Regions from separate parts of the Homo sapiens genome. Here regions 2 and 3 are each linked to region 1. A link is a loop called in an ENCODE intact Hi-C map of the cell type or tissue named here. Cell type or tissue: Caco-2. All regions are shown on one strand.

Region 1 (8,000 bases):
AGACGACCAGGGAAAGTGAAACAAGAGAGAAAGAAGGGATGTAGAATTGGATTATTGGGGTGGAAAGAGGAAGCCAGGTGGGGGAAGAGTCAGAGGAGGCTCAGGCAGAGGGCAGGAGGGGAATTGGGAGAGGACAGCGAGCCTTCGAAAAAATCCGGAGCTGGCACCTTCAACAGAAGCCATGGAGCAACCCAAGAGGAGCCTGGGAGACAGCAACTTGGTGGCTGCTGAAAGACAGTTTCAGCTAAGGGGCAGGAGTGAGAGCCAGCCAGCACTGCAGAAGGTGGGGGGAAAGGCAAGCAGCCTAGATGGTTCCTTCAAGAGGTTTGTCGATAAAAGGAGCAGTCAATAGGACCCAGGACAGTAAGTTCATTTGTTCTTTTAAACTTTTCTTCTCTCTGCTTCCTTCCTCCTTTCATTTCCTATCCTTTTTCCTTCCTTCCTTCCTTCCCTTTTTTCCTTCCTTCTCTTTTCTTTTTCCTTCCTTTTCTTCCCTTACCTTCCCCTTTTCCCCCCCTCCGCTCCCGCTTCTCCCCTCCCCCCTGAACCTTCAGGAACCCACACCAGCATGTGATCTCGACTCACTCTTTTTCCCCTGCCCTACTGAAAGCTGGCTGGGGACCTGGAGTGTTTGCAACGACGCAAGATGAGAAGCTGGGTCACTGAAACATTAACTCACAGACCAGGGTGGGTTGCAGCTGATCCAACAGGCTGGACAGCCGCATCAATGCTTCCTAGAAGAGGAGATGGGAGGAGAGAGTGAGCCCAGGAGCCTCTGCGTGGAGACCAAGGGGCCGAGGAGCACAGAAAGCCCCAGGGCTACGCATCTTGGGTCAAAAGTCGCTGAAAAGATATTGATATCTACTTTTCTTTCTTTTTTTTTTTTTTCACTGTCTTTTTCTGGTTTTAGTATCAGGGTAATATTAGCTTCATAAAATGTGGTGGTAAGTGTTCCTTCCCCTCCTATTTTCTGGGAGAGATTATGTAAAATTATTGGTCACTATAGAGATTATGACATACATACACAACTTACCACAAGCTACTGGTGTTGACACTGCCACTTTGAGTAAGTGTAGAAACCTTACTTCCATTTAGTTCTCTTTAGCTTCCCCACTTAAAAATATATGTGTCTTGAGTGTGTTCTTTACATATATTGAACATCACATAAGATGCTGTTACAATTTTTGCTTCAATCATCAAATATGATTTCAGATACTCATGAGAAGTATAGTCTGTTGTATTTATTTCTATTTATGTACTTCCCATAGTTTGTTTTTCTTTTCTGGAGCTCCAAGCATTCTTGAAACCAATGAGAAAAGTGGAAAAATCTCAGTCCAGAAATAGAAGGTATAATTTTTAAATAAAAGCTTCTGTTCAGATAACATTCTTTACCCAATCTTTAAAGATACATTTGCCAACAATAAATGCTCTTAGTTTTTCTTCATCCAAGAATGTTTTGCTTTCTCCTTCATTTCTGAAGGATGTTTTCACCAGATACAGTATTCACAGTTGACAGTTCTTTTTCTCAGTACTTGAAAGATGCTGAGCCACTTCCTCTGGCCTCCATCATTTCAGATGGGAAATCCACTATCATTGCAATTAATTTTTCCCATGTCATAAATGTGTTATTTCTTTCTGACTGCTTTCAATATGTTTTTGTCTTTAGTTTAACTATTTAATTATGATGTGGATTTCTTTACATCTAGCCTGCTTGGAATCCACTAAACTTCTTGAATCTGTAGGTTTATGTCTTTCTCCAAATTTGAGAAGTTTTTAACCACTACTTCTTTGAATACTTTTAGTCTCACTCTCTTCTCCTTTGGGACTCAGAAGGTATGGCTGTTAGCTCTTTTCTTATTGTCTCACAGGTCCCTGGGACTGTTATTTCTTCCGTCTATTTTTTTTTTTTTTTGAGACGGAGTCTCGCTCTGTCGCCCAGGTTGGACTGCAGCGGCGTGATCTCGGCTCACTGCAAGCTCCGTCTTCCGGGTTCATGCCATTCTCCTGCCTCAGCCTCCCGAGTAGCTGGGACTACAGGCGCCCGCCACCACGCCCGGCTAAATTTTTTGTATTTTTAGTAGAGGTGGGATTTCACTGTGTTAGCCAGGATCGTCTCAATCTCCTGACCTCGTGATCTGCCTGCCTCGGCCTCCGAAAGTGCTGGGATTACAGGCGTGAGCCACCGCGCCCGGCCTATTTTCTCTCTATTATTCTGACTGAGTGAATGCTATTGGTCTGTTCTTGACTTCACAGGTTCAATCTCTGTCATCTCTACTCTACTATCAAGCCCATCTAGTGACGTGTTTTATTTATCTTTTTCCTGGTTATTGTGTTTTTCAGTTCCTTAATTCCATTTGGTTCTTTTTTATAACCTTGATTTTTATTGAAATTTTCTATTTTTCGTTTGTTTCAAGAGAATTCATAACTACATTTGAAGCATTTTTGTAATGACTGCTTTTAAATTTGTGATAATCCCTCTGATTCATTTGCATTTTGGTGCCTGTTTGTTTTTTCATTCAAGTTGTAATTTTCCTTTTCCTTGACATGATAAATGATTGTCTGCTCTATCCTGGACATTTTAGGTATTATATTATGAGAGTCTGGATCCTATTCAACTTTTCTTTTTTGGCAGACTGTCTTCCTGTTAAGATGTAGCGTAACGGTTGTGTATTAGTCTGTTCTTGCACTGCTATAAAAAAAATACCTGAGACTGGGTAATCTATAAAGAAAAGATGTTTAATTGGTTCACAGTTCTATAGGCTGTACAGGAAGCATAGCAGCTTCTGCTTATGGGGAGGACTCAGGAAGCTTCCAGTAATGGTGGAAGGCAAACAGGGAGTGAGATGTCTCACATGGCCAGAGCAGGAGGCAATGAGAGGGGTGGAGGTGCCACATATTTTCAAACAACCCAATTTCACGAGAACTCACTATTGCAACGAGAACTCCAAGGGGGATGGTGTTAACCATTCATGGCAAACCACCCCCATGATCCCAGCACCTCTCACCAGGCCCCACCTCCAACACTGGAGATTACAATTCAACGTGAGATTTGGGTGGGGACACAAATCCAAACCATATCAGGTTGGATGAGTTGTATATTCAACCTCCCACTGGGCCCCACCAGTGCTATCGTGACAAAAGTGTAGCACTGATTTACCCTGCTTCATTGCAAATGGGTGGTTGGCAGTGAACTCCCATCTCTGCCTTGATGATACCTTCCCATTGAAAATGCATCATCGGCTTGCACTGTCTTATTGTATCCAAGCTACCCTGCTAGGCTCTGCTGACCCAGAGATGGGAGAACCAGAGAACTGGCTCCCACTGTTTTGTTGTGGCAGAGTGGGGCAGAAGCTCAGCTCTCCACTGGCCCCTGCTGGTAACAGGGTAAGAGAGAAGGGAACTCTTATGCTTCTTTGTTGTGTCATGTCCAGAGATTTTTTTTTTTTTAGTTGTAAGATGGTGGACTCAGGAGAAATGGGGCTACTCTATCTTGTCTAGAGTTAGAAGTTCAGCTTTCTATCTCCTCTGTTTCTTTACCTGTAAAATGGGAACAATACTACCTACTCTACCTACACTACAGAACAATTTTCAGAATTAATTAAGAAGTTCATGTGTATGAAAGTACACTGGGAAAATGTTATATCATGTTATGTTAGTAGACTGTTATTTCTGAGACTAGGGTCTGGCAAGATGTAGCTTGAGAAGAGATAGGATAAGTGGCGGGGCACCTCCATATTCATCTATCAATTTAATGTTGGTGAAAACAAACTTGACAGCCAGAAGCCAGCCTTCTATTGTTTATTTCCCTGTTTCTTTTGAGTCTGTGGTGACCTTTGTCTTGACAAGCAATAACCCTGGAGAAAGCTAGAGGAAAAACAAAGATTAGGGTCACAGCAAGGAGAGAGCAATAAAGTAGCTTTAAAGAGCCTAAGAAACCAGGATAATTGAATATAGTAAGGATTGTGGCTGGGACAAGGAGGTGTCTACAACATCATTTTCAGAAAAACAATCACAAAAGAAAAATAACACTGGAGCTGGGAGGGAAGGAACTAGTTGGAAAGGGAACCCAGAGGAGAAAGGAACAGCCTCTCAGAATAGTCAGCAATGACTCTGCCTTACTTAGAGGTTATGGGACAGGGCTACCAATTGGAGTGACCTCAGTATTACCAATCAGGATGACATAGATCTTGTGCACTTTTGGCCCCTGTATTAGTCCGCTTTTGCACTGCTATGAAGAAATACCTGAGACTGGGTAATTTATAAAGGAAAGAGGTTTAATTGACTCATATTTCCACATGGCTGGGGAGGCCTCAGGACACTTACAATCATGGCAGAAGGGGAAGCAGACATGTCTTACATAGCAGCAGGCAAGAGAGAGCGTGCAAGAGCAGGGAAAAGTGACTTATAAAAACCATCAGATCTCATGAGAACTCACTATCATGAGAACAGCATGGAGGAAACTGCCCCCATGATCCAATCACCTCCCTCCCTCAACACGTGGGGATTACAAGTCCCTTCCTTGACAACTAGTGATTACAATTCAAGGTGAGATTTGGGTGGGGACACAGAACCAAACCATATCAGCCCTCATTCCAGGCAGGCAAAGGGCTCTGGATTAAGATTTGGGGGACCCCTTAACCCCTGTGAGCCTCAGGTTTTCCTTCTACAAGATGAAACTGGTAAAGGTGCCAACTCTGCTTGGTTGTTTGAGGGTCAAATGTGGATCACCCAACCTGTTCATGGTTGGCAATCAATATATATAGTAGTTCCCTGCCTGATCACAGCCCCAGAAATTTTGGCCTCTGTCTAGGCTGGACGCTGACTGTGGGAGGTTCCTCTCTAAGAGCTTACGTGCTCTGCCGTCATTTCCTGTGTTTTCTGGCCCATAGTTGGGAGGGGCATGCCAAGGTGACCATGCCCTAATTTCCCTTTCTAAATCGTCTTCATTGCAGTCTTCTGGTTCTTCTTTCTCTTCTTTGTCCCAGGGGTCTCCATTGAACTCACTGTAGGGGGTGGGGACTCTGGAGGCCTGGTCCTGGGGGCTGATCCTGAGGAAGGGGCATTCCTAGGCCAGAGTGAGGTCCTGGGGTGAACCACAGAGGAAGTTCCATCTCCCACCCCACTCTCCTTGTCTTGAGGAAGTTGACTTTAAATAAAGCCCAACACGCCCCGCTAAACTGCCAGCTCAGAAGACAGGGTCTGTGTCTGTCCTGTTCAAGGGTGTCCCACCCCACACCCCTTCCCCCATACTGGAGTGCTGTGCTGGAGTCAGCTCCTGCCAGCTCAGAAGAGTCAATTCTTACATTTTCAGGAATTTTGCAAATTGCTTGTTAAACATAGCCATTATTAGAAATTAGACTGGCTGGGTGCAGTGGCTCATGATTGTAATCCCGGCACTTTGGGAGGCCAAAGCAGGAGGGTTGCCTGAGTCCAGGAGTTCAAAACCAGCCTGGGCAACATAGGGCGACCTCATCTTTACTTTTTAAAATAAAAATAAATAAATACACATAAATAAATGAAAATACAAATTAGACTGTAAAAGCCTACAATTAAATAAATTTTATTGAAAACAAAGATAATGAATATTCAAAACATATCACTCCTTAATTATTTTGCTGTTTGCTCTGCTCTGCTCTTGGGGTTTGCACCTATTATATCCGCAGAGTGGAGATTCTGTACCATGATGTGCTAGCAGGCATCTCTTCCCAAGTCTGCATATAGTGACACCATGTTGGCAGCTTGATATTGGCCATGGTGGGAGTATTCACACCACAGGAATCAGCAGACACTACAAACCAGAGCTTGCCCTATTGTTTGGTTTGTTGTCTAGATTTAAGGAAGGGATGGAGAAAAGTATTAATGATGTAGATTAAACATAAAAGCATGTCATTGTTAAAGTGTAAACAGCACAGAGAATTTTAAAACTGTTTTTCCAGTATTTCATAACTATTATCAGGGCCTGGCACGGTGGCTCACACCTGTAATCCAAGCACTTTGGAAGTCCGAGGCGGGTGGATCACAAGGTCAGAAGATCTAGACCATCCTGGCTAACATGGTGAAACCCCGTCTCTACTAAAAAATACAAAAAATTAGCCGGGCGTTGTGGTGGGTGCCTGTAGTCCCAGCTACTCGAGAGGCTGAGGCAGGAGAATGGTGTGAACCCAGGAGGTGGAGGTTGCAGTGAGCAGAGATCACGCCACTGCTCTCCAGCCTGGGCGACAGAGCCAGACTCTGTCTCAGAAAATTAAAAAAAAAAAAAAAAAGGATTATCAGATCAGATTCAGCAAGGAAGTCTATTATCATATTCAGCAAGGAAGTCTCTCATGTCATCGACAAAGGAGTCAAGTTCCAGCGTGCACTTTTGTTGTTTTACCTTTATCTTACTTGTTAACATAAATGAAAATATTAGCCACCGTAATCATGGTGAGTAATCATGGCAGGATTACTCTCGTAGAGCCGGTTGTTAAATAGTTACTAGCACACTATTGTCTGGTGATTAGAATAGTACCTTGCTTAGAAGACATGCCCAGTTGTATGAGTCTGTTCTCTCACTGCTATAAAGAAATACCTGAGGCTGGATAATTTATAAAGAAAAGAGGTTTAATTGGCTCACGGTTCTGCAGGCTGTCCAGGAAGTACGGCTGGGGAGGCCTCAGGAAACTCACAATCACAGTGGAAGGTGAACGGGAAGCAGGCATGTCTTGGGTGGCTGGAGCAGGAGGAGGAGAGAGGAGGAGGTGCTACACACTTACAGACAACCAGAGGGCCAGGCGCGGAAGCTCATGCCTGTAATCCCAGCACTTTGGGAGGCCGAGGCGGGTGGATCACCTGAGCTCGGGAGTCCGAGACCAGCCTGACCAACATGGTGAAACCCTGTCTCTACTAAAAATACAAAATTAGCCGGCCATGGTGGTACACACCTGTAATCCCAGCTACTCGGGAGGCTGAGGCGGGAGAATTGCTTGAACCAGGAGGCAGAGGTTGTGGTGAGCCAAGACTGCGCCCCTGCACTCCAGCCTGGGCGACGAGCAGAACTCCATCTCTAACATAAAATAAAAAATAAAATAAAATAAAAAAACAACCAGATCTCGTGAGAACTCACTGAACATCATGAGAACAGCAAGGAAGAAATCCACCCCCATGATCCAATCGCCTCCAACCAGGCTCCTCTTCCAACACTGGGGATTACGATTTGACATGAACTTTGGGCAGGGCCACAAATGCAAACCCTGTTACCAATAAGTACCTTCTGAATGACTGAAACCAGTGAAAACAAGCTACAACGGACATGTGGGGCCACCCCACCCCTTTTGCTTTAGCAGCATTGGCCTTGCACATTTTGGGTGCTGTCTGCCTCCCCATTCTTGCTCCAGGCGCCTTTGCCCGTGTTCACTTGTGCTCTGGCCCAGGGCTTCTAAGCTGTACTATTCATATGAAACACCTGGGTGTCTTGAGACAATGCAGGTTCTGGCCCAACAGGTCTATGGCGGGGACAAAGATTCTGCATTTCTAACAAGATCCCAGGTGACGCTGGTGCTTGTCACGGAGCACACATTGAGCAGCCAGGTTCTAGCCACCCTGCCCTCCTTCCCATGTGCCAAGATCAGGGTCTCCACGTGACCTTCGAACTTGCCACAACCTTTACCTGGGGCGCTGTTCTCCCTGGTCTTCACATGACCTGCTTCCATGCAACATTGGGGTCTCTGTTCAGACATCACCCTTCAAAAACAAAGATCTTTTCCTGACTACTCATGCAAACGTAGCTCCCCATCTCAGTTCTCTGCATAATGTTACTGATAGTTTCTAGTTGATGTGTCGTCAGCTTTCCTCCCTAGAATGCAGGCTCCACGGGAGCCCCCCATTCCCACTCTGGTGACTTTACAACAGCACATGCCCAAAAAACAAGTGTTGAATGATCGTGGTGGTGATGTCACAAGGCTAAGGGTGGAGAGAGCTGGCATGATACTGGGGATGGAGGCAGTGATGGAAGGGGGATGGTT
Region 2 (8,000 bases), 110 kb before region 1:
AAAAATAGAAATTAATATACGAAAACCCGAGTGTGTTCAGAATGCTAAGCATTCTGGAAATAATAGAGGAAATCAGTCAAATCAGTTGTTGGCATCTTATAGATCAAAAAGGAAAAAAAAAAAAAAAAACAAGAAAGAAACAAACCCAAACAGAAACCCAATGAATGAAGTGATATTTTCCCTCCGCGTCAGCTGTTTTGGTGTTTTTGTTTGTTTGTTTTTTTCAGAGCCCATTGTCAGGAGAGCATAGTTCTGACTAATGTAGGTTTAGCCCATTTTTGTTTCAGAAATTGTAAAGAGGATCTCAGAGATTCACGGATGGAGGCCTAGGGGTACTGCCTACTTACCTGCAAACCAGCAAAGAGATGATACAGGCTCCTACCTCAACACTTCAAAGTCCTTCTTCTTTGAAATAGCTGAAAGATGGAGCCAAAAGCACGTGAGAGTCAAGGTCAGACTTAGCTAATCTCCCGCAGGTAATGCCTTTCACCTTCATAAAGAGAAGAATTACAACACTGTCTTCCCGCATGTCCTCAGCTGATGGCCAGAGAAGAGGAAGATAATATTTACTATTTTGTCCTTACAAAATGCACACAGATGCCGACCGTATATTTGAAAAGCAGGGGCTTAATATTTTGAGATGAGGTGTGGGACCGGGAAAATGTGGACGATCTCACCTTATTCATTTATCTAAATTTGACAGTGGAACCTTCTTCCACAGAACTCAATGTCACACCCGCAGAATGCCGGGGCGTGAAACAAGGCCACTGTTAACACGAGGAAGAATTACTTACGATGTATTAACAAGACAAAAAAGTCAGGAGAAGTGGAAGAAAATGATGAGACTATCAGCATTAGTTCCTCGCTGGCTGAGTTTAGTCTGAAATGACAGCTTTGCCCGCAGGCTACAAAGCAAGCATTCAGAGAGATTCAGGAGTGGTCTTGCTTTCAAATTTTGCTGAGCTGAAGAGTGTCATTTTTCATTTTCGTGTCTTAGAAGCCCATGTCCACACCTTCTCATGGTAGCCTTGCCTGCCTCTCTCCCTGAGAAATGTCTAGGCTTCTTAGATTGCAGCGGCAAATCAAGGTGGGCTCCTCTTACCTGGGGGAGAAAGCCTAGACTCCAACCCCAGTGGAAGCAACCACCGTGCCATCAGGGTGCCACTGAACAGGGCTGCTGGCTGCAGGAGACGTGGGTTCTCTCTTTTCACCTTGAGGAAGAGCTGCCCAGCCCCACACCTTCCCCTGTGGAATTCTCTCGGGTGATGCTGTCATTGTCCTACCCTGGCAGACCCTCCTTGGAACAGGTGTGTGCTTTCAGCCACCGAGTTTTGCCAGAAGCTCAGGAAATCTGTATCTTCACTTGCTGGCATTGACGGATGATCCTATCGGTAGGGGGAAAATGCTATGGTCATGCACTGATGATGTGGTAGGAAAGAATTTACTGCATAAACATCTACTTTCTGAGAAGGGCTGGGAACAGAAGGCCACAGGGGGTGAGAGGGGTTTCTTCTCCCTGTCAGCCGGCTCTTAGTTTGACCTGCCATTCAGGGCTTGGACACAAAAGACAAAACAAGACAAAACAAAACAAAAACACTCAGAGCTCCGGAGGTCTTTGTCTCATGTCCATGGCCATGCCCGGAGCCAGGAATAGGAGCAAGCTGGTCATTCTGACCCCAGACCCTGACATGGGGTAAGCTTCCTTCAGAGGGCTGGTGAAAGCTTTGTCTTGGTGTGGCAGGAACTAAGAATGCAAAAAAGAAGGAGAGTGAGGCCAGATGTGGTGGCTCACGTGGGTAATCCCAGCACTTTGGGAAGCTGAGGCAGGTGGATCATGAGGTCAGGAGTTCAAGACCAGCATGACCAAGATGGTGAAACCCCCATCTCTACTAAAAAAAAAAAAAAAAAAAAAAAAAATACAAAATTAGCCGAGCGTGGTGGCAGGTGCCTGTAATCCCAGCTACTCAGGAGGCTGAAGCAGGAGAATCCCTTGAACCTGGGAGGAAAAGGTTGCAGTGAGCCGAGATCGAGCCATTGCACTTCAGCCTGGGCGACAGAGTGAGACTCTGTCTCAAAAAAAAAAAAAAAAAAAAAAAGGAGACTGAGTGATTGCCGTTGGTGCAATGGAACCACCAGAGGTTTCTGGCAGAGACAGCCAAAGACCTGGTGTGTCCTCCCCTGGGGCTCCTCAGGCCCTGGCTCTACAGAAAGACCAGCATCAAGCATGCCTTTGCCCTAGGTGGAGGCTTTAGAAAGCAGGGTGGTTGCTAAGGGCAGATGCCAAGCACTAATACCTGCTGTCCTGCCTTCTTAATAGACCTTCACCCTCAAACCCTTTCATTTTTACAAGACTCCTGCCTGCCGCAGTTCCCATGTTGGGGAGCCAGTACTCACGGGAGACATTGTTTTAATCTTATTTTTAATTTTTGTGGGTACATAGTTGTTGTATATATTTATGAGGTACATGAGATGTTGTGATCCAGGCATGCAATTCATAATAATCACATTAGGGTAAATGGGGTCTCCATCCCCTCAAACACTTCTCCTTTGTGTTACAAACAACCAATTTTAGTGTTTTGATTACTTTTTTTTTCTTTTTTTGGAGACAGAGTCTCCCTCTGTTGCTCAGGCTGGAGTGCAGTGGCATGATCTCGGCTCACTGCAACCTCCGCCTCCCAGGTTCAAGCGATTCTCCTGCCTCAGCCTCCTGAGTAGCTGGGATTATGGGCACCTGTCACCATGCCCGGCTAACTTTTCTATATTTAGTAGAGATGGGTTTTTGCTATGTTGGCCAGGCTGGTCTTGAACTCCTGACCTCAGGTGATCCACCTACCTCTGCCTCCCAAAGTACAGGGATTACAGGCATGAGCCACCGTGCCCGGCCTCTTTTGGTTACTTTTAAATGTACGAATTATTTTTGACTACAGTCACCCTGTTGTGCCAGCAAATACTAGGTCTTATTCATTCTTTCTAATTATTTTTTTGTGCCCATTAGCCCTCCTCACTCCCCCTCACGCCCCCTCCCACTCCCTTTCCCAGCCTTTGGTAACCATCCTTCTACTTCTCTATCTCCACAAGTTCCATTGTTTTAAATTTCAGCTCCCCAGTGGGCGGCTTTCAAGAAGACCACTAACTGAGTAGAGTTCAAGCTGGGGCAAGTCACTTGACCTCAATTTACCCATCTGTACAATTGGAGTGACAGAGCCTACCTCGCAGGGTGGCTGCAAATGTCAGAAGACACCGCACGCTGGAGCTCAGCGCCCATGCACAGGGACAGGTGAGGGGTGCCGACAGTGTCAGCGAAGGGTCTGGGGACCAGCAGGAAGCAGGAATGATGGGATGTGGTGGGAAGGGAATGATTCTGCTGAAAGTGGGGAGGCACCAGAGGGTACCTCGTTAGCAGCTTGACCGGGATCATGGCCAGCTCCAATTGGTCTACACGAATGGTACTCTGAGGGTCATTTGTCATGCAAGTAACCCCTGCCCTCCCACCTTCTGGCTTTTAATATATTAGCCCGGGAAATGCCCGGCAGGAACGCAAACCGCTGGAAAAGATCTCTGGGTTGCATTCCAGGCAGACGGCAGTGGTACCCACTCCCCGTCTCCACCAGGAGACCCCTCTGGAGGGAGGTGGCCGGGTCAGGCTCAGCTTGGGGCAGCGCATTCTTTCTCGGTCCACTAGGGGGACATTTACTAAATCCCCACAACCTGCAAATTCCATCCTTGCTGGGACAAATGGCTCCCTCGTGTCTCTCAAGACCCACTGCTGTTTGTTAACCTGCTGGACAGCCAATCTCTTATAGCTTTCAGGGGACAGGAACATATCAAGTTCTTTCCTTTTTTATTTTTTTAAACAGTGAATGTGAATGTACTGCAGATTTCCCGTGAAATGCTCCATCGTGGGAGTTACTAACTGATGAGTGCATTCATTCGTTCCTTCATTCATGCGTAGGGTACCTACTATGGGCCAGGCCTGTGCAAGGCTCTTGAAGGACAACTGGGAAGAAAAATCAGACATGGCCCTATTCTTATGGCACTTACGATTCAGTGGGAAGCTAGACAATAACCAAATAATTGCATAAACAAATGTAAAAAATCATCAATTTAGGCCGGGTGCTGTGGCTCACGCCTACGATCCCAGTGCTTTGGGAGGCTGAGGTGGGTGGATCACTTGAGCTCAGGAGTTTGAGACCAGCCTGGGCAACATGGCAAAACCCTGTCTCTTAAAAAAAAAAAAAATTATCCAGGCGTAGTGGTGTGGACCTGTAGTCCCAGAGTCTCAGGAGTCTGGGGTGGGAGGATCCCTTGAGCCCAAGAGGTTGAGGCTGCAGTGAACTATGATGGTGCCATTGCACTTCAGCCTGGGAAACAGAGCAAGAACTTGTTTAAAAAAAAAAAAAACAAAAAACAAAACAAAACCTCACAAATGTATTTATCTTTTGAGACAGGGTCTCACTCAGTTGCCCAGGCTGCAGTACAGTGACTTGATCAGAGCTTATTGCAGCTTCTAACTCCTGGACCAAGTGATGCTCCCATTTCAGCCTTTTGAATAGCTGGGACCACAGGTGTGTGCCACTAAAAGATTGTTTTCTGTAGAGAAGGGGTCTCCCTGTGTCCCGGCTGGTCTTGGACTCAAGGGATCCTCCCACCTCAGCCTCCTAAAGTACGGGGATTACAGATGTAAGCCACCACACCCAGCCACAAATTTCTACAAAGAAGAGTTACACAGTGTTCTCACAGTCTACAGTAGGAGGGTTGGACTCGCTCAAAAGGAGGGGAGCTTCTCTGAGGAAGTGGCCCAAAAGATGAGAGAGAGTCAATTAGGTTTTTAAAAAAAAAAAAAAAAAAAAGCCATCCAGGCTGGGGAATGAGCATTTGCAAAGGCCCTGTGGCAGGGGGCTCATGGCAAGCAGGAGGTCAGAGTGGAAAGGGAGGGGCGCAGGGCAAGAAGAGATGTGGAGGGGGCAAGGGCCAGGCTTGGAGGGTCAAGTTAAGACACTTTAGTCTTTATCCTAAGAGTAATGGGAACCCCTGAAGGATGTAAAGGGAGTAACTTGGTCAAATTTGTGTTTTAGAAAGACCAGCTGGGGCATGCCTGGTGGCTCATGCCTGTAATCCCAGCACTTTGGGAAGCTGAGTCAGGAGAATCACTTGAGGCCATGAGTTCGAGAACAGTCTGGGCAAAACAGTGAGACCCCAGCTCTACAAAAAATAATTAGCCAGGCGTGAAGGTACACACCTGTAGTCCCAGCTACTCAGGAGGCTGAGGTGGGAGAATTGCTTGAACCCGGGAGTTCAAGGCTTCAGTGAGCTACAATCCTGCCCCTGCACTCCAGCCTGGGCGACAAGAGAGAAACCCTATCTTAAAAAAATAAAAATAAAGGCCACCCTGGCTGCTCGCAGGGGGCTGGACTGCCCCCACCACATGGCCCTGCAGAAATGAAGGCCTAGTCCCTGGGTGGTGGGAGGGCTGCTGGCAGAAAGTCCCGGCTCCCCATCCTTCAGGGATAGTGGCTGTGGGGAACGTGCTGGCTCTGAGGCATACTCCATTCCAGGACAGCCAGCAGCTGATGCATGATCAACGAGGGGTAAAAAGGCCCAGACTCAGCTCTGAGGGTCTCCCCACCCCATTTCCAGATTCCCTTCAGGGTTGTCTGAAGCCTTCACGGAGGCTGCCTCAAAGCTCAATATCCTTCCTGCCTAATTCTGTACTTTTCCCTTCCCCGGATGCCAGTCCTAAGAGAACCCCTTGACAGATCTCCTGCACAGTCTCCTCCCTCTCTGAGTCTGCTTCCTGGGGCACCCACCCCTCCACCCTCCGGCAGGAGAAGGGATCAGAGACAGTACAGAGTGGAGGAGGGGATGGGCTCTCTAAGTCAGATGGAGCGAGCTCACGGCCTGCACTGGGTGGTGACGGAAGAGACCCAGGCAAGGAGGGCGCCTGTCAGGGCTAAATCATGTCCCCACAAACGATGTTAAACCTCCAAAAGATCATGTCCTAACCCCCAATGCCTGCAAATGCCATCTTATTTGGAAACAGGGTCTTTGCAGATAATCAAGTCAAGATGAGGTTCTTAGGGTGGGCCCTAAACCAAGATGACTAGTGTCTTCATGAAAAGGGAAATTTGGACACAGACACACAGGAGAGCACACGTGAGGATGAAGGTGGAGATCAGAGGGATGCGTCTACAAGTCGAGGATCACTGCAGATTGTGGAGAACCACCGGGAGCTGGGGAGAGGCCTGGGGCAGGTTCTCTGCCCCCAGAAGGAACCAACCCTACCAACACCTTGATCTTGGACCTCTGGCCTCCAGCCCCATGAGGCCATACATTTCTGTTGTTTAAGTTGCCCTGTTTGTGGTACTTTGTCGTGGCAGGCCCAGCATACTAATATAGGACCCAAGAGGTAGCTGGGGAAAGATTGGGCAAACTGTGTGCATGGCATCATTACTCAGGTCAAAAATTTGAAATGAAGCTCAAACTTAAAAATATTGGTAAGTATGAAAAAAAAAGCATGATAAAAAAAAAAAAAAGAAAAGCTATTGCTGCTAAAGGAAGAAGGGTAGGGTTTCCCCACCTCCATCAGCTTGCAAAAATGAGGCTGGTGACGTGGCTGTGGGTCTCATTTCCTGCACGGCCTGTTGGGGTTTGTGTAGTTTCTGGGCACTCAGCTTGAGAGGCTGACCTCCCAAAGGCATTGGGAGCCTGCGGGAGCCAGCCAGGGGGAGCACAGCTGTGCAGCCATGCCTGTTTGTCCTGACCCTACAGCAGGACGCAGGCGCCCCACCACCCAGAACCCCAGAACCGGATGTAGGAGGTGGTGAGAGCTGCATTGGTTGATTTCCTATTTTCTTCCTTCCTATTTTTTTTTTTTTAATTTTTTAGAGCAAGGTCTTGCTCTGTTGCCCACGCTGGAGTGCAGTGGTTCAATCATAGCTCACTGCAGCCTCTACCTCCCGGGCTCAAGCAATCCTCCTGCCTTAGCCTCCTGAGTAGCTGAGACCACAGATGCATGCCACCATGCTCGGCTAATTTTTAATTTTTTTTTTTTTTTTTGTAGAAAAGGGGGGTCTTGCTATGTGGCTCAGGCTGGTCTCAAACTCTGAAGCTCAAGTGATCCTCCCACGTTGGCTGCCCAAAGTGTGGGGATTATAGGCGTGAGGCACCGCACCTGGCCTGATCTCCTATTTCAGTAATGTATCACCTCCTGTGCAAAGAAGGAAGATTGTTGCAAATTAAACATAAAAACATGAAAGCTTTTCAAGCTGGGTATCTAAGTAGCCTTTTCATTCCCACCAACTCCATGACAGATTCCTATATGTGTTGTGCATAACCATTATTAAAATAACAATATCGCCCTGTTGGAAGAATTCAGAATGTCACTAGAACATTCTAAAGATAAAGGCCAAAAAAAACCCAAACCCCCCCCCCACACACACAAAAAACACAACCAAGCTTTATCTTTGGAACAGAATAAGGTTAAAAAAAATTAAAATAATCACAAAGGTATGATTTAATCTTTACAATGTTATAAATATTAATATGAAAAAGACTTTATATTGGGAAACATTATTATACAGTATAACGCTAATTTTATGAAAATCAATTCATTTAGTGCTCATACATTTTTTACCTCTCTCTTTGGCTTTTGCTGACGATTTACGTCTTATCATTTTCTACTTCAACACCTACCACCTTGCACTGGGGTACAGTGCAGGATTTGGACATCACAATTTTTTCTTCAGTAATGCCCCAAGGTTTCCCACAGATAAGAGGAGAAGGTTGGCCAGGTGTGGTGGCTCATACCTGTAATGGCAGCACTTTGGAAGGCTGAGGTGGGAGGATCACTTGAGCCTGGGTGTTTGAAATCAGTCTGGGTAACATAATGAGACCTCATCTCTATTAAAATTAAAAAACTAGCCAGGCATGGTGGTGAACACCTATAGTCCCAGCTACTCGGGAGGCTGAGGCAGGAGGATCACTTGAGCCCAGGAGGTTGA
Region 3 (8,000 bases), 310 kb before region 1:
AGCCATCGGTTTAGACACAGGGTGTGTGTGTGTAGGAGAGAGACTGGGGGAAAGAGAGACTTCCACACTGACTGTGCTGGGGGCGCCTTTGGAACCCAGGAGACATCTTTAGCTCCTACCTTTCGATTTTCAGGTGGAGAGACTACTCAGGCCCAGAAAAGGACAGGCACTCGGTTGAGGTCACACAGCAAGGGAGTCGGGAAGTTGGAAGGAGGAGGATGTGGAAGACGCAGTTTGCTCCTGGGTCCTCAGAAAGGAGGCTGGGTGTCAAATTCTACCCTTAGGAATTTTAGTGAGCAGGCGGTGCCTTTGTGCATAGAAAAAGATGCCCCATCCTCTGGGTGGCCCGGCCCAGCACCAGGGCGTGTGGCCAGTGAGCAGGCACAGGCCGGGCTCAGCCCACCTGGACCCCTGACTGCATGCAAAGGGTTCCAACTGGCACCAATGTGCCATTCCTGACCCCGCCTTAAACAAACGGATTATAAAAGGAAATTTTATAGCCATAATTTATGGGCAGCCAGCAGTGCTTGCCAAACATAGACGATAACACAAAAATAAATATGTCTCCAATACATTTTATACTCTTTTTTTTTTACCCCCCAGAGACAGGGTCTCTCCCCACGGTCCAGGCTGGAGTGTACTGGTGCAATTATAACTCACAGCAGCCTCCTGCTCCTGGGCTCAAGCGATCCTCCCACATCGGCCTCCTGAGTAGCTGAGACTACAGGCATGCACCACATGCCTCACTGATCTTTTTGTATTTTTGTAGAGATGGGGTTTCACAGGCTGGTCTGGAACTCCTGGGCTCAAGCGATCCTCCCACCTCGGCCTCCCAAAGTGCTGGGATTATGGGTGTGAGCCACTGCGCCCAGCCCTATCTTATATTATTATAATATTTATGATATAAATATGTATATATGACATAGATGCATATATGGATATACATACTTTTTTTTTTTTTTGAGACGGAGTCTCGCTTTGTTGCCCAGGCTGGAGTGCAGTGGCGTGATGTCCACTCACTGCAAGCTCCGCCCCCCGGGGTTCAGGCCATTCTCCTGCCTCAGCCTCCCGAGTAGCTGGGACTACAGGCGCCCGCCACCACGCCTGGCTAATTTTTTTGTATTTTTAGTAGAGGCAGGGTTTCACCGTGTTCACCAGGATGGTCTCAATTTCCTGACCTCGTGATCCGCCTGCCTCAGCCTCCCAAAGTGCTGGGATTACAGGCATGAGCTACCGTGCCTGGCCAGATATACATACTTTATATTTGTATAATATTATCGTAAAAGGTTTGTAATCCCAGCACTTTGGGAGGTCAAGGCAGAAGGATCGCTTGAGCCCAGGAGTTCATGAGCAGCCTGGGCAACACAGTGAGACCCTATCTCAAAAAAAAAAAAAAGTGCAAACCTGAAGTGCAAGCAAACCTGCTTATGAGGATTAATTGATCAAGTTGCTCTCCTGAGGTTTGGGGAAGGAATGGAGGATAGCTGAGTTTTGATGGGGACTGTGGCTGGGGGTCAGGGCTGGGCAGGTGCCATGAGGTAGGGTGCTGGTAGCAGGTGGCAGGGGATGGGATGGAACAAGGTCTGGCTAAGCACCAGGCACTGGGCTCAATGCCCTGCAAGTAGCTTCCCTGCAGTCCTGAAGGGGGGCTTGATATCCTCACTTTATTTTACCTTTGTATCTTTTTTTTGGAGACAGAGTCTCACTCTGTCACCCAGGCTGGAGTGCAGTGGTTCAATCTCTGCTCACTGCAACCTCCAACTTCTGGGCTGGAGCGATTCTCCTGCCTCAGCCTCCCGAGTGGCTGGAATTACAGGTGCACACCACCACGCCTAATTTTTGTATTTTTAGTAGAGATGGGGTCTCACCATGTTGCCCAGGCTGGTCTGGAACTCCTGACCTCAGGTGATCCACCTGCCTTGGCCTCCCAAAGTGCTGGGATTACAGGCGTGAGCCACCGTGCCTGGCTGTATCTTCTTCTTTTAAAATAATTCAAACATACAGAACACTGCAGAGTAGCAGAATGAACCTGCCAGGTACCTGCCTTCTAGCCCTATCTGGTCCCAATATGCAGGTATTTTCTTGGTATCTTGTGAAGAAACAGACCATGATAGATGTTACTGAAGCCCCACTCCCAACTTGCTCCAACCCAGCCCTCTCCCCTTCTCTGTCTCCTGAAGAAGAGCCACCTTCTCAGTTGATTATCCATTTTTCCATTGCAGGAATTTATACTGTTATTGCATATGTACATAACCATAAATAATATATGCAGTATTGTTTTTCAATTTCATAGATCTGTGCCCATTTTATAGTTGGAAACCCTGCGGCCCAGGGGACTGAGCCACTTGCTCACGTGCACATGGTTGTGAGTGGTGGAGCTGGGCTCAGACCCTGGGATCCTCCCTCCGGAGTCCCTCTCACGGGGGAATTCAGTGACCGTGGGTGGGGGTGCCCTGGAGATACATTTCTTCTCCACAAAGGCTGCCCTGGCTCAGGGATAAAGACACGTGGATTTATTGGAATGGCTTTTAGGGCCTGGGGACCTGCTGGGTGGTGCCAGGTCTCAGGGGCTCCGGGTCACATGGGGCGGGAGGGAAGAATGTGCAAGGGGCCTGCCCCTTGACTCCATGTTCTTTTGCAGAAAGGAAATCAATACCTTCCTGCTCCAGCAGGCTGGGGCACGAAGCTGTGGCCTGTGAGGTGACTGGAGCTGGGAGGCACCTTCTCTGCAGAGCAGGGAAAGGCTTAATCCTGGGAGACTTATGTCACCAAGGATGGCAGAACTCTGGGTGAGGGGAAGGGGGTCCTGGTCACCCCTCCTTGTTGCGCTGGCTGAAAAGTGGGGTAGTGGGCCTGAGAGGGAGGGTCTGCCAGGGGCCTGGGTTTGCCCATCTGGCTTTGGGCCTGTCTGGGGGGATGTGAAGAGGGTGGGGTGCAGCTGGGGGACATCTGGCAGTCATAGCCTGCAGGGAACAAGGCCACCAGGGGGGCCAGGGTGGAGAGGACAGTCGGGGTGGGGTCTCTGTGCATGTGCGTGGGACCACAGTGAGGGTCCGGTACCCACGTGTGCCCCACCATGGACCTGACACCCCCCCACCCCACCGTGCACAGACATGTGTGTGCACACATGTGTGTACACCTCTCCACATACACACACACACACACACACACACACACACACGGAGCCAAACACACACGTGCACACACAGAGCGCAGTGGAGTCCTTCCCACAGCTAGGGGGTGCTAGAAGTCTTCCCAGCAGAAATTCATTGGCTGAAACCGACGGACACACACTCACACAGAGGAAAAAAAAGGAAGAAGGAAAAAGAAAAGAAAATCCCTCGAAAAATATAGCCGTTGATGGTAATTCAAGTCGACAACACCCGTAAATCCTGGAGGCTGATAACAACAATAGAATATGAACGGAGCGGTGCCAGATTAACCGAGATATTTGATGCTTTGCCACCCAGATCAATAAGCCGCACTGAGATTTTTCCCGACATTCGGACCCCGAGCTGGTCCCTGCTGTAGGTTTGTGGGTGTCGTGTTCACCTCCGTCCCAACTCATTCTTCTTTTTTTTTTTTTTTTGAGACAGAGTCTCACTCTGTCACCCAGGCTGGAGTGCAGTGGCACCATCTTGGCTCACTGCAACCTCCATCTCCTGGGTTCAAGTGATTCTCGTGTCTCAGCCTCCCGAGTAGCTGGGACTGCACGCACGCACCACCACGCCCAGATAATTATAGGCACACGCCCTGGGCCCAGCTGATCTTTGTATTTTTAGTAGAGACAGGGTTTCACCATGTTGGCTAGGCTGGTCTCAAACTCCTGACCGCAAGTGATTTGCCCACCTCAGCCTCCCAAGGCCGAGGGATTACAGGTGTGAGCCACTGCGCCCGGCCTCCAACCCCCTCTTCCAACTTCTCTGTGCAGCATTAGGAGCTGCCTAGGGGTGGGGGGTGAGAAATCACATTTCTGACGGCGATGCCCCTGGGTCTTAGCTGGCTGTTCTGTTCTTCAACGGTGACCCAAATTGCAGCAGGGAATTGGGCCTGCCAAGGTCTCTTTCTGCTGGGCCAGGAGCCCCACTGGGATCCCAGCCATGGCTGGGCTGCTGCCACCTCCCCTGCTTGGGTTCTGCTGCTCAGCCCCAGGAGGGACAACTGCAGCAAAGGGACCCCACCCTGTACCCCCAACCCTTGTGCATGGGGAGCCCGGACCAGCAGCAGCTGCCTTCAGATGGCTCCTGTTTGCAGTGTAGCTTCCCTCATTCTCATTCACCGCCAATGGCAAATGTGCGTGTCTGTGTAGTTGGTAATTTTATGCTGTCGGGGTCTCCAAGGACAGGGAAAGATGGGCTTTTTAATTTTAACTTTTAACAATTATTTTAGGCCAGGTGCAGTGGCTCATGCCTGTAATCATTGCACTTTGGGAGGCTGAGGCAGGTGGATCACCTGGGGTCAGGAGTTCCAGACCAGCCTGGCCTAAATAGAGAAACCCCGTCTCGACTAAAAATCAAAAAATTAGCTGGGCGTGATGATGCACACCTATAATCCCAGCTACTTGGGAGGCTGAGACAGAAGAATCGCTTAAACCTGCAAGGTGGAGGCTGCAGTGAGCCGAGATTGCACCATTGCACTCCAGCCTGGGCGACAGAAAGACTCGTCTGAAAAAAAAATTTTAGGTTCAGGGCACACACGTCCAGGTTTGTGACTTGGGTATATTGTGTAATGCTGAGGTTTGGGCTCCTACTGAACCCATCACCCAAATAGTGAACCCAATTGTAGGTAGTTTTTCAACCCTTCCCCCACTCGCTTCCTCCCACCTTTGGAATCACAGTGTCTATTGTTTCCATCTTTTTTTTTTTTTTTATTTTTTTTGAGATGGAGTCTCGCTCTGTCGTCCAGGCTGGAGTGCAGTGGCGCCATCTCGGCTCACTGCAACCTCCGCCTTCTGGGTTCATGCCATTCTCCTGCCTCAGCCTCCCGAGTAGCTGGGACTACAGGCGCCCTCCACCATGCCCGGCTAATTTTTTGTATTTTTAGTAGAGACAGGGTTTCACCATGTTAGCCAGGATGGTTTGAATCTCCTGACCTTGTGATCCTCCCGCCTCAGCCTCCCAAAGTGCTGGGATTACAGTATTGTTTCCATCTTTACGTCTGTGTGTACCCACTGTTTAGCTCCCACGTATAAGTGAGAACATGAAGTATTTGCTTTTTTGTTTTTGCATTAATTCACTTAGGATAATGACCTCCAGCTGCATCCATGTTGCTGCAAAGGACACGATATCATTTGTTTTGATGGCTGCATAGTATTCCATGGTGTATATGCACCACATTTTCTTTATCCAGTCCACTATTGATGGATGCTTAGTTTGACTCCATGTCTTAGCTATTGTGAATAGTGCTGCAATAAACATACCACTGCAGGTGTTTTTTTCGATTGAACGATTTATTTTCCCTTGGGTAGACACCCAGTAGTGGGACTGCTATATTGAATTGTAGATCTATTATTATTATTATTATTTTGTGTGTGTGTATTTTTAGTAGAGACGGGGTTTTGCCATGTTGACCAGGCTGATCTCGAACTCCTGACCTCAGGTGAACCACCGGCCTCGGCCTCCCAAAGTGCTGGGATTACAGGCGTGAACCACCGCACCTGGCCAATCTATTTTTGGTTCCTTGAGAAATCCCCAAACTGTTTTCCACAGGGGCTGAATTAATTTACATTCCCCTGGCAGTGTGTAAGCGTTCCTTCTTCTCTGCAGCCTTGCCCGCATCTGTATTTTGACTTTTTAGTAATGGCCATTCTGACTAGTGTGAGATGCTCTCTCATGGCAGTTTTGATTTGCATTTTTCTGACGATTCGTGACGTTGAGCGTTTTCTCATGTTTTTTCGCTGCTTGTACGTTTTCTTTGGAGAAGTGTCTGTTCATTTCCTTTGCTCACTTTTTAATGGAGTTTTTTTTTTTTTTTTCAAGAGAGTCTTGCTCTGTCGCCCAGGCTGGAGTGCAGTGGTGCACTCTTGGCTCACTGCAACCTCCACCTTCTGGGTTCAAATGATTCTCCTGCCTCAGCTTCCCAGGTAGCTGGGATTACAGGCGCCCGCCACCACGCCTGGCTAATTTTTAGTAGAGATAGGGTTTTGCTGTGTTGGCTGGGCTGGTCTTGAACTCCTCCTGGTCTGAAGCAATCTGCCCACCTCGGCCTCCCAAGTGCTGGGATTACAGGCGTGAGCCACCGCACCTGGCCTTGTTGTTTTTTCTTGTTGATTTAAGTTCCTTATAGATCCTGGATGTTAGTCCTTTGTCGGATGCATAGCTTGCAAATACTTTCTCCAGATGGGCTCGTTTTGGAGGTGACTTCTGGGCCAGACCTCCCAGGCTCTAGTTTTGTTTCAGGGTCTGTGTTCCTCACTGCTTTGAGCTCTGGAGCAGCCTGTATCTGGCCATTCTCAAGGTCAGGGCTGCCTGTGAGATGGCTGGAGGGGACGCTGCCATGGAGCCCTCAGCCTTTTGTCCAGAGCATGTCCATGGTGGGCCCCGGCTGCTCAGGGCTTTTCCCCACACCAGACCTTGGTCCTGTTGTCTATGGTGGAGGCAGGGCTGGGCTTTCTGGCCTTACTGTCTGCCTATCCAGGACCCTGTCTCTGCAACATTCCTTGATCAAGCACTTCCTACACGCTCCAGGCTCTGTGGATGCAGGAGATTCAGGAGCGGGTTCTGACGGAGAGGGGAGCAGCTAAGCCAACCTTGCCGGCAGACACCAGTGATGAGGTGGACGGAGCGGCCGGCGGTGGTCAGCACTGAGACCCAGGAGGAGAAGAACAACGCTTCACGCCTGGACATAGGTTTGCAGTTTTGAGAACACATCCATTCTTTCAACAACACTTATTAGGCACCAACTGGGTACCAGGCATGTGCATAGCAGTGCCTAGGAAGACAGGGTCCCTGCTCTTTGACATTTAAATTCTGGTAGGAGTTCCCTGTGGCTGCTATAAGGAATCACTGAAAACCAGGTGGCTTAAAACAACAGAAGTGTACTCCCTCACAGTTTCGGAGCCAGGAGTCCGAGGTCAAGGTGTCTGCAGGACCTCCTTCCCTAAAAAGGCTCTGTGGAGGGTCCTTCCTGCCTCTTCCAGTCTCTGGCGGCTCCTGGAGTTGCTTGGCCCATGGCTGCGTCATTCTAGCCTCTACCTCCCTCTTCAGCCTTCTGGCCTTCTCTGTGTCTCTGTATCCAAATCTCCCTCCTCTTTTTTTTTTTTCTTTTTGAGACAGGGTCTTGCTCTATTGCCCAGGTTGGAGTGCAGTGGTGTGATAACAGCTCACTGAAGCCTCCAGCTCCTGGGCTTAAGTGATCCTCCTCCCTCAGCCTCCCGAGTAGCTGGGACCACAGGTGTGCACCACCATGCCCAGCTAATTTTTGTATTTTTTTGTAGAGATGGGGTCCTGCTATGTTGCCCAGGCTGGTCTTGAACTCCTGGCCTCAAGTTATCCTCCTGCTTCGGCCTCCCAAAGTGTTGGGATTACAGGGGTGAGCCACCGTGCCCCGCCTCCCTCCTCTTTACGTGGACACCATCACTGGATTTGGGGACACACCCTAATCCCGTATGACATCTTAACCTGATTACATTGGTAAAGACCCTATTTCCGGATAAGGCTACAGTCACGGCCACTGCAGACTTGGGCACATCTTTCACGGGGAGGTAGTCCGGTCAGTCCAAGAAAACCATGCAGCAGCTGAGAAGGGAGAAAATGCGGAGGCCGAGGCGGGCCTGAGCCCCATACCAGGGGAGGGGGGGAGGGAAGCGGGAGGGGGCAGCAGAGGGAACACCGCCACTAAGGCCTTGCACAGAAAGAGTTTTGGGGACCAACAGGGGGCCAGTGTGGCTGAATATAGCCAGTAGGAGGAAGAAGGTTCTGGAAGGGGCCAGGCCATGTAAGCACGGCAGATTGTTCTCATTTAATTCCAGCAGCAGGGGATCAGGTGCTATGGCTCTCACC

The links. Peaks named below come from ENCODE experiments on the same cell type or tissue, not always from the same donor. Only the 100,000 strongest peaks of a DNase experiment are listed, where the experiment ranks them.
Region 2: a loop joins it to region 1, with 4 times the contacts of the local background. A loop is called at or near these places in 2 of 110 quality-filtered maps.
Region 3: a loop joins it to region 1, with 9 times the contacts of the local background. A loop is called at or near these places in 9 of 110 quality-filtered maps.

The regions. Positions count from the first base shown.
Region 1 is chr7:3,197,330-3,205,329 of GRCh38, forward strand. LOC124901574 (a long non-coding RNA gene) reads right to left here and starts at 975. Exons shown (of 2, transcript XR_007060192.1): 1 at 586-975. LOC124901575 (a long non-coding RNA gene) reads right to left here and starts at 6,644. Exons shown (of 2, transcript XR_007060193.1): 1 at 6,614-6,644; 2 at 5,540-5,826. In Caco-2, a CTCF peak has its summit at 3,358 (motif pointing left); a DNase peak (open chromatin) is centred at 3,352.
Region 2 is chr7:3,086,005-3,094,004 of GRCh38, forward strand. No RefSeq gene overlaps it. Among named protein-coding and RNA genes, the nearest start is that of CARD11, 46 kb to the left of the region's middle. In Caco-2, CTCF peaks have their summits at 3,657 and 3,856; a DNase peak (open chromatin) is centred at 3,677.
Region 3 is chr7:2,883,934-2,891,933 of GRCh38, forward strand. No RefSeq gene overlaps it. Among named protein-coding and RNA genes, the nearest start is that of GNA12, 44 kb to the left of the region's middle. RefSeq lists a silencer at 3,279-3,338. In Caco-2, a CTCF peak has its summit at 3,243; a DNase peak (open chromatin) is centred at 3,218.